Regions from separate parts of the Mus musculus genome. Here region 2 is linked to region 1. Evidence: chromatin loops called from intact Hi-C (ENCODE). Cell type or tissue: gastrocnemius. All regions are shown on one strand. Links, peaks and the distances in the headings refer to the core of each region. The heading gives the core; the rest is flanking DNA. Region 1 has its middle 18 kb from the start of Prdm11. Region 2 overlaps Gm13791 (a long non-coding RNA gene).

Region 1 (2,913 bases), core at 247-2,746:
CCTCTATGATCTTAATAGAAGTCGTGGACTGTGTGCAAGTTCCCCTCCTGTGGAGGCTCCAGGTAGTTGCCGGTTCCTAATAGCTGCTCAGTAAACAAAAGCTAAGTTTGAGTTTGAATCTTGCTTGATGGGGGCAGATATGCAGCAGATTTTCAGCTGGGGTGGCTCTTTGAGTCATTAAAATGTTAGAATGTGTCAGGGTGCACCAGAATTCTGAGTGCTTCCCACTTCCCTGGTATATGTAGTATGCCTCCCCACTGTCTCTATATCCTGCAAGTGCTCCCCACCACTCCACGGCCTGTGAGTGCTCCCCATTGCTCTTAAATACTGAGTGTTCCTCATCACCCTATGAGTGTTCTCCATTGCATCTGTGCCCTGCAAGTGTTCCCCACTGCCCTGGTAACCCCCACCTCTTATGTGGGACCCTCTCACCTTCCACAATCCAGCACCTCGGGTACTGTGATCCGGAAGTGTAACCAGCACTGTTTGTGGGCACCAGGCTAGGATCTTTTCTTTCTGCTGCTCTCAGGAGCCTCTGGGATTCCATTTTCAACAGTCAATTCTTGAGCTCACACCCACTGCTCCATGAAAGGATGATGGAGGAGCCAGCGTGCGCCTCCTGCTCTTCTCCATTCACATTTTCTGCAAGTCCATGGCCCTCTCATTCAGACTTGGGCTTATGGCCTGGGGCTGGAATCTGAGGAGGTTTCACCCTTGCCGTGAGTCCCCACCCATGAGATGATATGCGTGCTTGCACAGGGCAGGAAGGAGTCTGGTTATAGAAAGTCCACCACAGTGGCTGTCTTTGAACACCCTAGGCCATGGGCCTGCCTGTGGTGAGTGGAGACTCTCCACACAATGCTCTCTCACTTTCTCCCAAAGCACTTGTTAGCACCGAGAGAAGATAAGCATTCTCACTGCAGGCCACCGGCCTGGAGTGTAAGGTTCCTTTAAAGTCTTGATTCTGTCTCAAAAATAGACCCAGGTCCTGCTTTGGATGCTTTCTAGTCCAAAGTCTTGCTGCTTTATTCAAGCCTTAAAATAGCACCTCGAGACCCTATTACCCACTACGCTGCTGCTCCAGAAAGACGGGGTCATCAATGGCTTCATCTACAGTGCAGGCTGGCAGCAGGGCCCACACTCAGGACGATGAAGGCTTCTCACCATAGTCTGAGAGGCAGTTTTAATCGGTTTCCAAGAAAGATTAGGTTTCGTGGAATCAGACTGGAAATGCGGCAGTATTACAGAGTTAAAACTGTGCCCACAGCCTTAGCAGAATAGACGTCTCTAAGTCTGGATGCCAACCCAGACCCGAATGGGATTGCCTGGAAACTGGAAAGGAGGAAAGTGTTAGGACATGGATTTGGTATGTAGTTCTGGATAACCTGGAACTCTCTTTGTGGACCAGGCTGACCTTGAACTCATAGAGACCCGCCTGCCTCTCCCTCTCCAGTGCTGGTCTTGAAGACATGTGTCATCATGCAGGGTCCTAAGAAGAATGTTGAGGATTTTCTTCTACCCATCTTCAGAGAGACCAGGCTGCAGAAAGACCCTAAAAGCTATACATACATACATACATACACACACACACACACACACACACACACATCACACCACACATATGCTGGGTCTTAGGCATCTGACTAGATGTCCCCTGGTCTGTTGGTCATGGTGTCCAGGAGGATAGACTATGCTGGGCTGGACACTGGCATAGCTTCCTCACCTGAAGTATATATACACTGGGTACCCTGGGCTTGGGGGCTGCTGTCCCCATAGTTGTAATAGTGTTCCATTTGCCCACCAGAGGGCAGCAAAGCATCCAAACAAGCGGTTTGCGTATTCATCCATCCATCCATCCATCCATCCATCCATCCATCCATCCATCCATCCATTCATTTGTGTGTGTGTGTGTGTGTGTGTGTGTGTGTGTGTGTGTGTGTATGCAAGTGTGTATCTATGCCTCTGTGTGTATGCATACCACTGAATTTGTGTGGAGATTAGAGAACAATTTATAGTAATCAATTCTCTCTGCCATGTAGATTTCAGGGATCAAACGCAGAGGCTTAGTCCCAAGCACCTTTCCCCATCGAATCATCTTGCCAACCCAGTGCTTTGTATTTTGACATAGGCTCTCACTAAGTCTCCCAGGATTGCTCTGAACTCATTCTACAGCTCAGACAGGTCTTGGATGTGAGATCCTAGCCCTTCAGCCTCCTGAGTAGCTGATAGCTGCAGTTCTAGGTCTGGCGCCTGAGGAATTTTTTAAAATCGCAGTAGTCAGTAAAGTAATGAGAGTGTAGGGAGCCTGAGGGGTGAGGATGCAGAGGACTATGAACCATGGCTGCAGGTGCATTATGATTTAGCTCCAGGTCCAGTGACAGCAAGTTGGTTTAACTGACCTAAACTCCCGTCTTGATAAATAACTGCACACTTTGAACGAGATTTTTATACTGTTTGAATGTATCAGAGAGAAAATGAAAGTATCAAAAGAGTCAAAAATTGGAGTGGTGTTGAGCAGGGGACTGAGGAAACAGCGCTGTTTAAGAAGCACATCGCTGGTGTCTCCCCTGACACAGGTCCCTGGCCTGGGCAGGGCGGGGCTCAAGGAACACAGCATAGAACACGGAGAGCAAACAGACCATGAGGGAAAATTGCAGAAGGGATGGAACCAGGAAAACAGAATCTAAACTACAAAATCCACAGCTGACCTCAGAGAGGCGGAGGCAGCTAGCAAGCGAGCATCGAGTATCGAGAGCAGGAGAGGGAAAGACAGAGAAAGATTTTGGTGGCCACCGATCAAGAGAAAACAGCTCAGGGCTGGGGTCAGGCTGAACTCACTGATTGCTATAACAAATGTCAACACTTCATCAGAAGAGAAGACCGAGAGAATAACAACATAGTAACAAGGTTGAG
Region 2 (2,913 bases), core at 287-2,786, 160 kb after region 1:
GAAGTAGCCACCTCCTGTAGTCAGGCAGGACCCCAAAGGATGAGGACACCAAACTACCCACAAAACCTTGGACCCAAAATCCTGCTTACAAGACATGCAGGGACAAAGATGGAGCAGAGACTGAGGGACTGGCCAGCTGATGACTGGCCTAACTTGAGACCCATCCTATGGGCAAGAAGCAACCCCTGACACTCACTGTTAATGATACTCTGTAATGCTTGCAGACAGGAGTCTAGAATAACTGTCCTCAGAGAGGTTCCACCCAGCAGCCGACTGAAACAAATGCAAAGACCTACAGCCAAACATCAGAAGGAGCTCTGGGAGTCTCGTGGAAGAGTTGGGGAAAGGATGGAGGGACCCAGAGGGGACAGGAACTCCATGGAAAGATCAACAGAGTCAATTAACCTGGACATTTGGGGGCTCCCAGAGACTGAACTATCAACCAAAAAGCATACCTGAGCTGGACCTAGCCCTCCCCTCCATATATAGCAGATATACAACTTGGTCTTCTAGAGCAGGGACTGTCCCTAAATCTGTTAGACAACAGGGTCTGTGGATCGGGTTCCCATAACTGGCTGCCTTGTCTGGCCTCAGTGAGAGGATGAGCCTAGTCCTGCAGTGACTTGATGTGCCAGGGTGGGGTGATACCCAAGGGGTCCTCCCCTTCTCAGAGGAGAAGGGGAAGGGGGACTGAGTGAGGAGGGACTGGGAGGAGGGGGACCGTGATTAGGATGTAAAGAGAATCAATAAAATAGTTAATGAAAAAAAAAAAACCCAACACAACATAACCCCACATGTTTTAATTAATTGAGAAGTCAACCAACAAACGAGAAGTCTGGAGCATTTGTTTGATGGAACCCAAGATGGGTGCTTTGCCCAGATCCACTGGGTCATTGGTGCCTTTAGAGTTGCTAATGAATTAGGGTGAGTTATTCATAAAAGTCGGAGAGATACTCCAACAGGTAAGAGCCCTTACTGCTCTTCCGGAGGATCTGAGTTCTGTTTCCCAGTACCCATATCAAGTAGTTTACAATTGCCTGTAACTCCAGATCTGAGAAGATCCAATACCTGAGCTGGACCTAGGCTCCCCCACCACAGATAGCTGTATATCTGCTATATATGTGGGAGGGGAGCATAGACCCAGCTCAGGTATACCTCTTTGGGCAACTGTACTCGTGTGCACAAATAATAGTAACAAAAACAACAGGCTGGTGAAAATTCCAGCATTCTAGGACTCTGCCCTCAGACTCCAGGCAAATCTGCTTGTTCTCCCTTTACTGTAGAACAGGGGACAGACCAGGAACCACAAAGGAGGCTCCGTGGGTGTGCTCCGGAGGTGAGGCTGACAGTCATTAAGTGCTTCTTCCTACCTGTCGGAGCTTTCTGTCGGTACTAATCCCATTACGTAAAATCTGAGAAATCTGAGGAGAATGGCAGCTCTTGCTAGAGGGGGTGGGGGCAAAACAATGCAACGGTGATTCAGATTAAAATAAAAGCTTAGGGCGTGGGTGTCATTGTGACTGATTTTTGAAGTGCGATGCACACAGTGCATAGGTCCTAAGCATGTCACAGCTGGATCCTATAGTGTGGGAACCCATGTTTGCCAGATCAGAGATCAGTATTCTCTCCCCAGGGGTTCTTCAGGTTCTGTGTCAAAGACGCCCCTATTTTAGAAATAGTTTTAGACAGAAGTTGTTTCTTGAATGAGGAAATGCTTCCCCCTAGAGGCCATCATAGGAATTGTTCCCTCTCTGCATCTGCTGCAAGCCTAGTGTCCTCTAAGCAGTCTTCAAGGACCTGATACATCTGAAATCACCATCTCTCTGCTTCATCCTCCCCATCTCTTGCCCCATCACCTCCTGGTCCTCTTTCCTGTATTTTTTTTCAAGCGTTTGAGCTTACACTATTTAATCTTCCACAGCGCACTGCTTATCTGTCTTGTTTATCTTGCTGAGTATTCTCTGGAAATAAGGCCTTAGGAAGACAGGGAAAAACGGGTCTGTGCTGTTCATTGGTGTGTTCTCAGCCCCGAACAGAGCCAGGCATACTACATCCTTCTAAAATGACACCAACTGTCACTGACAGCCCCTGTGCCATCCCTGTCCAGGATAACTGATTCCCTGACGGACTCTGAACAGACTTTTGTAGGTTTCCCTACTGCTTCCCACTTGTGGAGGGGGCCACGGATCTCCCTGGTTTGTGTCTGTTCAGCGGTCAGGCAGGCTGAGATCAGCGTCGTGCTTTTGTCTAGAAGGAAGTGGCCCCAGTGAACCTGAGTCCCACAGGGAAAGCAGCTGGGAAGCCTTAACCGTCCTAAAGGCTAAGCTCAGTGTCTGAAAATGGTGAGGCGGCTATGCAGTGGACACGGAGGTTCAGCCTAATGCGCGTCACGTGATGCGCACTGGCCTTGGAATGATTTCTGTCCTTTAAAACAGCATTGTAGAATGTGAATCAGGTGCTTTCTGGGTGCAGGAGGGAGTCTAGTCACAGTGATGGGTGGAGTAGAAAACAAAGGACAGGCTGCTTTGGTGGAGGAGAGTGAGGGCAGAGTCGCTTGGGCTAGCCTCGTCACCTCCCACCCACCTCTCCGAAGCACCAATGGCTCGGTTCTCTGAAGTATGTATGAGGCTCCTGATGGTAGTTTGTGCCCTCATTTTACAGGGGCGGGGGTAGGGAGGCATTTTACAGATGGGGACATGGGGTATACGGGGTTGGGGGAGGGTTTACTGCAGCAACCAGCTAGCCTCTCCCAGGGGGAATGCTCTCAGAGCTTTGCCAGCGTTCCTTGTCTCTGGACTCCACGTTATGCTGATAAAATGTCCTCCTGAGAGGTTCCAATTATGTAGAATCCAATGGCCTCCTGGGAATCTTGCTTCAGCAGCTGGGGGAGGGGCGGAGGGGGGAGCGCAGGTG

The links. Hi-C counts contacts between places; a loop is a spot of excess contacts. Peaks named below come from ENCODE experiments on the same cell type or tissue, not always from the same donor. Only the 100,000 strongest peaks of a DNase experiment are listed, where the experiment ranks them.
Region 2: a loop joins it to region 1, with 13 times the contacts of the local background. A loop is called at or near these places in 33 of 42 quality-filtered maps.

What each region holds. Positions count from the first base shown.
Region 1 is chr2:93,062,397-93,065,309 of GRCm38, reverse strand. No RefSeq gene overlaps it. Among named protein-coding and RNA genes, the nearest start is that of Prdm11, 18 kb to the right of the region's middle. In gastrocnemius, for the core only: a CTCF peak has its summit at 1,775 (motif pointing right); a DNase peak (open chromatin) is centred at 1,800.
Region 2 is chr2:92,903,331-92,906,243 of GRCm38, reverse strand. All of the region lies in intron 2 of Gm13791 (a long non-coding RNA gene), which reads left to right. Among named protein-coding and RNA genes, the nearest start is that of Syt13, 10 kb to the left of the region's middle. In gastrocnemius, for the core only: no CTCF peak of the experiment used is centred there; a DNase peak (open chromatin) is centred at 1,720.